Regions from separate parts of the Homo sapiens genome. Here region 2 is linked to region 1. A link is an interaction called in ENCODE POLR2A ChIA-PET data of the cell type or tissue named here. Cell type or tissue: Panc1. All regions are shown on one strand. Links, peaks and the distances in the headings refer to the core of each region. The heading gives the core; the rest is flanking DNA.

Evidence for each region. ChIA-PET counts read pairs that join two places held together with the same protein. Peaks named below come from ENCODE experiments on the same cell type or tissue, not always from the same donor. Only the 100,000 strongest peaks of a DNase experiment are listed, where the experiment ranks them.
Region 2: POLR2A ChIA-PET joins it to region 1 with 10 read pairs; 3 of 35 experiments call an interaction of 5 or more read pairs at or near these places.

What each region holds. Positions count from the first base shown.
Region 1 is chr6:128,273,106-128,278,615 of GRCh38, reverse strand. All of the region lies in intron 3 of PTPRK (protein tyrosine phosphatase receptor type K), which reads left to right. Among named protein-coding and RNA genes, the nearest start is that of PTPRK, 240 kb to the left of the region's middle. In Panc1, for the core only: no CTCF peak of the experiment used is centred there; a DNase peak (open chromatin) is centred at 3,335; H3K27ac peaks cover 1,211 bases.
Region 2 is chr6:128,468,312-128,473,821 of GRCh38, reverse strand. The region is part of intron 1 of PTPRK (protein tyrosine phosphatase receptor type K); the gene reads left to right. Among named protein-coding and RNA genes, the nearest start is that of PTPRK, 50 kb to the left of the region's middle. In Panc1, for the core only: no CTCF peak of the experiment used is centred there; no DNase peak of the experiment used is centred there.

The DNA.
Region 1 (5,510 bases), core at 224-5,223:
AACAATGCATTAGTCAATTTTTTTCCAGTATAGAGGTTAGACTAGTCATAAAGTGACATTACTTTGTTATTATCCAGCTCTCATTTCTGCACCTTGCCCATAAGTGGAGGGTGAGAGATTCTTTCAAATGCTTTATTGAAATGTAGACATATTAAGACCTGGCCAGGTGCAGTGGCTCACGCCTGTAATCCCAGCACTTTGGGAGGCCAAGGTGGGCAGATCACAAAGTCGGGATTTCAAGACCAGTCTGGCAAACAGAGTGAAACACTGTCTCTACTAAAAATACAAAAAATTACCTGGGCGTGGTGGTGTGCACCTGTAATCCCAGCTACTTGGGAGGCTGAGGCAGGAGAATCGCATGAACCCAGGAAGCGGAGGTTGCAAGAAGCTAAGATCACGCCATTGCACTCCAGCCCAGGCTACAGTGCGAGACTCCGTCTCAAATAAATAAATAAATAAATAAATAAATAAATAAATAAATAAATAAATAAAAAACACAAAAACACCTGCATTGTTTCCTTTACCTATTTTTATGGTACTACTAGCTTTTTTGGGAAAAGAGCCAGAAAGTATTCATTTAAAATGTCAATAGAATTTCACCAATAATTTGGAAACACTGATTTGTAGGTTTTTTCTTTTAAAACAAACTCAATTTATTCCATTTAAAAAATATTTGGACTGTATTTGTTCTCATGTTCTCATATCATGCCCATTTTTGTCAGTATTAGCAAATAGCAAATTAGATTATTCAGCCCCTCATTCAACAAACAGTTTTAAGTACCTCAGATGGGCCAGGTACTTCTGCAAATTTTCTCCATACCTTAGGATATTCTTTGTTTGGACTAGAAGACTAGAATTAATTCAAGACAGCTATTCAAACCTAAGCCATTTGCTGAGGTCGATTCATAAATCATGTTAAAATGTTAGTCTAACCTCACATAAATTAATATGCGTCCTTTCCCCAACCTTCACTTCTTTGGCCAGGAGATGAAAGCTCAACATGGACTTCCCACCCCAGGTATTGATCTCCTTTCAGAATCTGCCTCTGTATTACTGTTTCGAGAGTCAGGGTCAGCAGGAATATTGTTTTGGGAGAACAGGTCACATATTGCATTAGAGTAACATATGATTATTTTCTGACCTCTCTTCTCTTTAACTTAATTCTCAGTGTTTTGACAGAGCTCTTGCATGCCTGTTCCCTAATAAAGGACAAAAGACAATCATTTTCTTATGACAGTTTCGTATTTTATCTCAATCTAACAGCAGCATGAATTGATAACTACTTGTACAAGTAATGTTATTTTATTTGGTTCAATGTACTATGACTGACTTTTATTTAAAAGACCCGTTCTGCAAATTACCTTGGTTTATACTTAATAGGTAGTTTTTATAAGCTTAGCTCCAAGTTAAACGTTCAATGTTTGTTTTATTGAATTACTTTCTATATGAACTTGAGTAGACAGCTGTTTTCATGTTAGTGAGACTTTTTTTTTTTTCTTTCAGACTGACACTGTTGTGCCAAGCTATAAGGAGTAGATTCTTCAGGCAGAGGTCACTCATTGTCTTTCAGTTAGAGATTTAGAAAAACTTTTCTAAGCTAGTGCTCCTGTGGTATTGCATGCTACAAAGTGGGGAGGCCCTTTGGGACATGGTCAAGTCTTTTTAAAGATCAAATCCTCAATTTTTGGAAGAGTATATATATCTCATATACACAGTTTCTTAAAATTTAGGGTTTGTTGAGACACATGGAAAAAAATTTAAATGCCACTGTTGAGTAATTTTATGCTGTATACTTTTTCAGGGAATAGTCTTGAACTCATCGGTGCCCACAACTTAGAGAAATAATATTTGGGGAACATTATTTGAAAGATACGCAACTCCTTCTATGTTTCTTCATTTTCTAAAAATCTATCCCCAAATCAAGCCAGATCTACAGAGACTGGCACAAGGAAGAATCAGTTTACCTCCCAATGGAATTGTTTTACTGAATCACATTACACTGGGAGCTGCTTGCTGCATTTATTGCCAGAAAGCTTAAAGCCAGTTTATGGCTCTCTAATAAGAAATATATAAATGTTTATGGTAAACATGTTTGAGCTTTATTTCTGGCTCTAATTGATGGCTTTATTCCCATTTTTCTTTCTTCTTTCTGTCCAGTTTTACACTTCTGGAATTTTCTTGTGGTTAATATATCCTTTCAGCTTCCTTTAGTCTTTTCTAGAATGGAGGCAGAATCTAAATAAACAAATACAAAACATCTGCAGTAGAAAAGGATAATGAGAAAAGAATGATTTTTTCTTTGAACTTCTGTTCTGTGGTCAAAGACAATATTTCTGCTTTCTTAAATAAAATAGCCTGGTAAATGCTATTAGTAGACAAATAAAGAAATTTGTATTTAAATTACTTACAGATACCATAAAACTTTATATGTGTTGCCTCAAGTAGAATCTTATGCTCTTGTTGTTGAATAATTTAGTATATTGGCATTTATAGTTAAGACATCCTATTTTAACATGATTTTAATAGTGAATCACTTAATATTTAATTAAATAGTTAATGTTACCTTATGTGCATACTTAAAATTTTTTTTAAAGTTTACATATATCATCATACTGATAGGAAAAGTCTATAAAGTAGGCAAGGTTTATATATTACCCCCATTTAAAAGGCATGGTTGGGTTATGACTTGCCAAAAAACAAAAGGCAAAAAATATATCATGTGGCAAAGAAAAATAAGACATTAAATTTTGAAAGAACCTTATGAGTCAGACATAATTCATCAAGTACAGTTTGCCTTTTAGTTTTATGAAATATTAATACTGAAAGGGACCTTAGAAAGTATTTTGTCCAGCCTTCTGATTTTATGAGTGAAAACAACCAACTAATTTTAGAACATTCAAACAAGTATTAGAACCTCTACTCAATGGAACCATATTTATCCCCTGTATAACTTCAAATAGAGTTGAGTAGTCTAATGTATATTCCCAAATACGAACATTAAGAACTTTAACACCTGGTTCAGTGTTTTGACCCTTTTAACCTCTCATTACTGTAACCATTATTAAAACTAAACTGTACTGTCTTCAGTTAGCAATTGATTAGCTCTTTTTTCTTTAGAGCCAAATAGACCCCAAATGAAAATCTTGCCACAGGCCCTTGAACTCTTTCTTTTACTCTTCCCATGTAACATTATGGAGTTTGCCGGTTGGTTATAAATAGATAAATAAACAAAAACAGAGCCAAACAAATAAATGTAAATAGATTAACATATCAGGGCTCTGAACACTCAGCTTCACATAGAAAAAGGTAAACAAACATAGATAAGTAATATTTGCAGCATTGTTTATAACATAAGAGCTTGAGTCAGAATCCTTTGAGTTCAAATCCTCATTCTCTCTCATTTCCTGTAAGCTTGGTCAAGTGAGTCAGTAACTGTAGCTTTGTGTCTTTATCTGTAAAATAGGGATGATACCTATATCATAAGTGTTATGTTATGATTAAAATGAAAGTGTGTGTTGTACAGTGCTAGTGAAGTATAAGGAAATATGCATGGTAAGTGTTCATTCTAACATTTGGTATATTGCAATCGCACAGATTTATTTTTTTCTTCTCTTTGGAAACAGGAGCATAACTTGCTTATCCTATAATTGAATTATATTATTATAAGGTGTTTTCAAACAGGATTCTATTGAATGATTTTAGTTATCAGACCTCACCAGCACCAAAAAGGCCATTTTAATTTATATTGTTTTTTTGGTTAGCTGAGGCCAGAAATTTGTCTTCTGAATTTTTTCTTGATAATCTAAAATGGTTCAAACAGACATTAATTTTAGCCAGACTTTCACCATTTCAGTTTGTACTCTCCTGTAATCTGGTCTACAAATTAAATATTGAGACAACATACTTGTCACTTTTTGGAGGCATTTCTAAACCATTTGTTTGGATACAGAGTAAAAATACTTTTAAGTTTATTTATATAGTGATCAATGGAACAACCTGAGTTTTTAAATCTGGGTGTGAATGCTGATGATTGCTTCTGTAGATCATTTGCTCAAGGAGCTGTGATATAATTTTAAATTTAATTCATGAAATTGTAGATCCCGGAAAGTAGTTTATTATGAGACGCATAGTAAATTTTAAAATGCCCTCAATAGTATTTTCACAGTATGTTTTTAATAATTACTAAGTTGTCTTCATAGGCCCATAATAGACTTAGCAAAACACTGGTTTATATTTGTAGTTTTCTGAATTTTAGAGAATGTGAGGGTTTTTAAGTGCTGGAAGATGGAATTTAGTTTGTCAGGGAAAAATTCTAGGCAGAGCAAGTAAACCCTGTATTCTGTGTTGTAGGAATGCAGTTCTTTCAGGAAATTTAAGGCAGTAACAACAAAGCAACAATAATTTAGTGTTATAATTTTAAAACCTATTGTTTCTTTGAAGTGGTGGGTCATTATTTAGACTTGCTATTCTATTGGCAAATATTCATTTTAATCATATTGTAAAGGTATAATTTAAATATTTTGAAGAGGAAAAATCTGTACCTTGCATAACAGAGTCTTGATCCTTTAGGGCTGTTAGTCTAGTAGATTCTGTTGTTTTCACTCTTACCATATTAATAAATTCAATGAAATATGTTCATTAATAATAAAAAGGCACATCGCTTATCTCTGTATGTATGTATTTGGTGAAAAGGGGGAGTATAACTTTATAAGAGTTTTCATTTTGCTTGCTGAACAACTAACTGTTTGATTTTGATAGTGAGGAGAAAGCATGTAAAATTCATACTATTCAGGTGCTTTTGAGACATTACAGTGATAAATTGCGACTTATGCACTGACTAATTTTCCATGTATCCTTTACTGGAATGTTTCTTATTAGGAAGTCCATGAGTGTACTCAATGGAGATAACCCTAGACATTTCATTCCTGAATCTCAAATGAAAGGACTCTTGGCCCAGGACACTTACACGTTTTCGTCTGGAGTTCAATCTTGAGGTGATTGTAGCAGAAGATGTTGCATCTTAGACTGTATGTCTGATGGAGTTTTGGAGATTCGGGTTCATAATGTGGGGACAGTGGATCTCAGTAGGTTGTTTAGTTTTGAGCTTCAAAGGCTTGTAAACTCAATTTTACATAGGAAGGAGGATAGATGCTTTTCATAGAATGGGTATAGGACTTTGCAAAGATTAAGTGTCACTGCTTTCTGTAAACAGTTGATAGTTATACAAAATAAAGTCCATCTTTTTTTTTCTTTTTTTATTATACTTTAAGTTCTAGGGTACATGTGCACAAAGTGCAGGTTTGTTACATATGTATACATGTGCCATATTGGTGTGCTGCACCCATTAACTCATCATTTACATTAGGTATTTCTCCTAATGCTATCCCTCCCCACTCCCCCGACCCCGCGACAGGACAGGCCCCAGTGTGTGCTGTTCCCCACCCTGTGTCCAAGTGTTCTCATTGTTCAATTCCTACCTATGAGTGAGAACATGCAGTGTTTGGTTTTCT
Region 2 (5,510 bases), core at 159-5,158, 200 kb before region 1:
TTTTTAACCCAGTAGTAGCTTTACAAGATAGGTTTTGTATGCTGATCAGCAGGAGATTCTGGTTATCTGAGTCTTCAGAACATTCGTTCAGGCATTCTGTACTCTGAGAGACTTTAAGATCATGGAAATTAAGAGTTTTGAAAGTTCTCAAGTTCTCAAAAGCATCCTTGAAAAATAACTAGGAGGTGAGTCATTTAATATTTCTGAACATCTGATTTCTGATCGTAAAAATCAATTAGGAAAATTACCACTTTGCATCCATAATAGTAAATATTGATTTGGGAAAGAATAATCATTGGATACTAAATTGGAATTAATAGAAATTTGACAGAGAGCAGGATATTTGCATGGTCTTAAAGCACTTCCCTACAGACATTTTGTTAATTGCAAGGCAAAAAAAAAAAAAAAAAAAAAAAATAGTAACCATATAGTGGAAAAACTGAATGTCAAAATTAATATCACTGAGGGGAGGCAGACAGATATCATGTGCTTTCAGGTATGATACTATAAGAACACAAAACCACTTTTGTAGCATTCTGGTGAAGAATGCATTACCTGAATCTCATCATGAGGAAATATCAGACAAATCCAAATAGAGAAATTGTCTAAAAAAATACCTGGCCTATATTCTTTCATGGCAGTGTCATGAAAGAGAAAAAAGGCTGAAGAACTGTTTTGCATTAAAGGAGATTTAGAGATGTGAGTTGAAACTAAATGCCATGCAGGATCCTGGGTTGAATCCTAGACTGGAAATTATACTTAAAAAGGACATTATGGAGAAACTTGGCAATTGAATATGGACTGTGAATTATATCAGGTGTTTGAAAAATTTTAAAATAAAAGAAGAAATACATATTTTAGAATTTGCAGGCAATACTGTTGTCTCATGCAACAACTATCCAATTCTGCTGTTGTTCACACTGCTGCCACAAATAATGCAGAAAAGAAGGGGCATGATTTTGTCCCAGTAAAACTGAATAGATGAAATCAGGTGGCAGACTAGATTTGGTTCACAGGTTTGTCAAACTCTGGATTATATAACTGTGGTGTATCAATGTTAAGTTTTCTTAATTTGGCATCAATATTGTGATTATATAAGAGAATATTGTTACAGTTGGAAATATATATTATTGAAATATTGGGGTTAAAGAGCAAGTTGTATGCAACCACTCTCAAGTTGTTTTAAAAATATTAATATGTAGAATTATATATAATAAATGGTAAATAGATGTAAAGATGGGAAATACATAGTAGAAGATGTTGAAAATTGGTGAACTTGGGTAAGGGATATTCAGGAGTTCTTTGTGTTAGTCTCGCAACTTTTCTGTAAGTTTGAAATTATTTCAAAATAAAAAGATAAAAACAAATTCAGGGAGTTCCCTAAGCTAAAGGGGGGGGGGGTGTCAAAAATTCAGGGAGTTCCCTAAACTAAATTGGGGAGGGTGTCAAAAAACAAAACAAACAAGCAACACACATGTGCACACACCCACTTGCCGCATGTAGCTCGGGTGCACCACCTGTGACATAACGAACCATGTGAATAAACAGAAGCAACACAACCGGGCTTCTGAGGCACTATTCAAATAAAACACAGAATTAATGAGGAGAAAATTTCAGAGAAACAAAGAACAGAATTAGAAGCAAAAGCTCAGCAGAATCACCTGATTTCACTTGGCTTTATCCTCTCTGGAGGGAAGAAGCAGCCTTGGAGAGATGGCAAGGTGTGGCTGTGTTGCTGTCAACTTCTACTTTGCCCTCTTGAACTGTCTCCTTCATCTTTCCATTCTCCACCCTCTTCTTTCCCCCCTCTCTTTTCCTCTCTCTCTCTCTTTTGTTTCTGCAACCGCCTTTTTTCAGTCTTCTTATTTTCTTTGGCTATGTTTTATTGCCCGCTCATAAGCTGGCACACAGACTTATTTGCTTCTGCTATGTTCTTATTATACATTAGCTCAATTAAAGTAATTGAAGAGAAACCATAATCAGCATGACGATATTCAACTCATTTGAAACCCAGCCCCAAATACAGTGTGAAAATACCCATTGTTAACTTCATGCACACTCCACATACACCTGTTGGGCCACTAGCTTATAGGTAAAAATAAAAAAGAATGTATTTTATCAGTGAGTCCATTTGCCTGGTCCATTTCACAGCCAGGCCACATTCTCCTTATTAATTGACCTGCTTTTGTTGTGAGTTTTTTTTTTTTTTTTTTTTTTAGGTTGTTTTGTATCTAGTGAATGCCTTTCTGATTTAAATTTTTCAGTAATTTATAATTGCTTTCCTTTAAGGCTTCTCTTTTCTCCTCTGTAATATTATCCCTGTCCATCTCTATTGCCCCAAACTGTTCTTGGTAAGTTTCTATCATTATTATTTTTTTCTGGAACAGGATTGTCTGAGCCTTTTCTTCTCATCTTCCCTAATAGCTAGAATCTTCTGCCCATTCACTTTTCCCCCCCATTCATTTCCTGCCTCAGTTTCTACTTCCAAATGTCTTGAAAAGTAAAATTTTATTTTGTTGAGTAAAATGTAAAAAGAATCTCACAGTACTTATATCAGAAAACTGGATGCCCTGTAAAATACCTTGATGTGTGGCATATTTCTTACAGTGGCTGGGAAAATGTTGAATATATGTATTCTCTGACCGTTTTCAACTATTGGCCATGACTATCATTTTCTCCCAGGAATATTAAATTCATTTAAAGCCCAGAGAACAGTGTTGCATAAAATTTGCTTTTAAATGATGTCCTTCAGTGATATTTATTGAAGGCATTATCATATATTCTAAGAATATTTTGATTCTCTAACTTATAGAAGGCAACCTAGCTCTTAATGTAATGTGATTTTAACTTTCCTTGTCTTGTTTATTTTCAGTTTGGTGACTTACTCTCTCCTTTAAAAAAAAAAAAAAAGGAAGAAAGAAATTCACTACATGGTTAAATGCAGTGAAAATGTGTACTATAGTTTCTTTTTTTTCCTTTCTTTTTAACTGTGGATGTTAAGCTGTATAGCCCAGACTTGTAATAGTTTGCAGGAAAGGCTTCTTAGCCATTAAAAAAAAAAAAAAAAAAAAAGAGAGAGATATTGTTTCTTCTTCTAGATAATGCCTCATTGAACCTGTAAAATCTGTATGTTAAGAATTATTTAAAAGAAAAATTCTGCACAATATTGATTTCTTTTTTTGTCTTGCCTCTTCTGACATAGAAAAAAGCTGCAGGCAAGTATTAACTGAAACACTTTCTAAGTTTCAACACCAAGTTCTCTTACTTGAACTTAGTGTTTTTGAAAGATGATGGTAGTGCTATAGTAAAGCAGAGACTTTGTTAGAGGCCCAAAGTGAAAAGCACTAGGCTATTATGAATAATTTTGTGAACTTACGTTGGATTGATTTTAACATGACTACTTTTGTTTAAAAAAAAACGCATTAGAGGTTAAGAAAACGATTTCATAGAAAAAGTCAAAGCTCAAACAACACTTCATAATTAGCATTCAGGACACAAAAACACTTGAGAACTCTAGAAAACCTTAGAACATTCCAATAAACTCATATATATATATATATATGAAAACTGAGACCCAAGGATGAATAACTAATTGTTTTAATGGGGTCTGAAATAGACCATGAGTTCCCCAAACTACAAGTTATATAAGATGGTTAGTTTATTATTCTGCTTAGGAATAACAGGATGTATAATGTTTTCATTGTTGTTAGTTTGTTGTTCTGTTAGTTGTTGAAGTATGTATTATACTAGTTTTCTATGGCTGCTGCAACAAATTGCAACAAAGTTAGCGGCGTAAAACAACACAAATTTATTCTCTTACATTTCTGGAGGTCAGAAGTCAGGAGTCTCACTGGGCCCATAAAATGGTCTGCAGGGCTAGGTTCCTTCTGGAGTCTGTAGGGGAAGATCCATTTCCTTGCCTATTCTAGTTTCTAGAAGTCACCTATCTTTCTTGGCTCATGGCCCTTTTTCTCTCTCTTTAAAGCCCACACTGTCATCTCTTTTCTTTGCTGCCTCCCTCTTCCACATTTAAAGACACTTGTGATTGTATTGGGTACACCTTGGTAATCCAGGACACTCTCCCCATCTCAACGTCAGCTGATTATCAACCTTAATTCCTCTTTGCCGGATAACCTAACATATTCACAGTCCCAGCGATTAGGATATAGACACTTGTGTTTGTTGGGGGCGCATTATTCAGCCTACCACAAGTCTAATCTAAATATTCACATTAAAATAAAAATATGACTTGAAGCAGCCAAAGTCTTATTTGTTTGGAGGCATAGATATCAAGTTAACTTGATTGTTTTACTCTTCTGTTTCTTCTCCTATCCTCAACACTTGTGCTAGAATATCTCTTTAAAGCTACTCCAGGGTGTTAGTAAATAACAATAATATAAAAAATGGCCAGCATTTTGTTTCATTGGATTTGAAATGGATTTCTATGTTGGAATATACATTATTTTGGAGGTATTTTTAGGTTATTGGAAGCCGAGTGCATCAAGCATGCTCTCTTTGTGTGCATTCTTTATTAATTTGTAACAGCAGCTTCCCTTGGCATACATCTACAGCTAAGTACACAAGCTAACCTTTTGTTTCTTGATAGATGGCTTAATATATGCTTTCTAGCTAGATAAAATAAATGGAGGAAAGCACTTCCTTATAGTAGTCATTTCTGTTTCTTCAATGTTAGATACTGGTTTGTTTTTGCTCATCTTGCCATGGATATAGTGATCTTTTTTTCCTACAAATGTGAAAAGTACATTTATCGTTGCTATCACCTAAATACTTCGTTTCAAAAAATTGTGAGATTTCTTTATCAATGGGAACTTCTGTGGAAAAGAAACTTACCCTATGTTGGTGAAATTGAATACATTAAGGTTTTTTTTTTTTTTTTTTTGAAAAGGTGTTTAATGTGTATATTGAATTTCCCTGGCTTGAGGCAGTGTTTTCATTTCGTACAGAGATTTTAGGAAATTATTTCTGATTGAAACAGAAACATTGGAATTTGTCAAAGGGTTAGAGAAATCTCTGACTAAAGCAAAGTGCCAAATACTAGTTAGGTTAGAGAAAATTTAGGAGAAAATAAAACAGAACCAATGGAAATTTGCTTCTTGGGTGGGTGGACATGTCTAAATATGAATTACCAACATGGAGGTTTTGGTGTTGTCCACCGAAGTCATGGAATTGCTGGAGGTTTTGGTGGGAAATTCTTTTCTGCAAATCTATTTTAGAAAAAGTTTTCTACTCATGACAATTTATATCAAAGATAATATTTAACAGTAATACAAACTTGAGAACAGAAAAAGTCCAAGTAGAGGCAAATTCCTTGAAAATAAACATTACTGATAAGCAATGTTATTGTATTGTATTGTATTGTATTGTATTGTCAGGCTCTTAAATGAAGGCCCTAATAAACTTCCATTGAAGAGTTTATTTAACTAAAAACTTGAAATTCAGGATTTGTGTGATGCTGCCAGACTGAAATTTGGTCTAAGATTGTGTGTGTG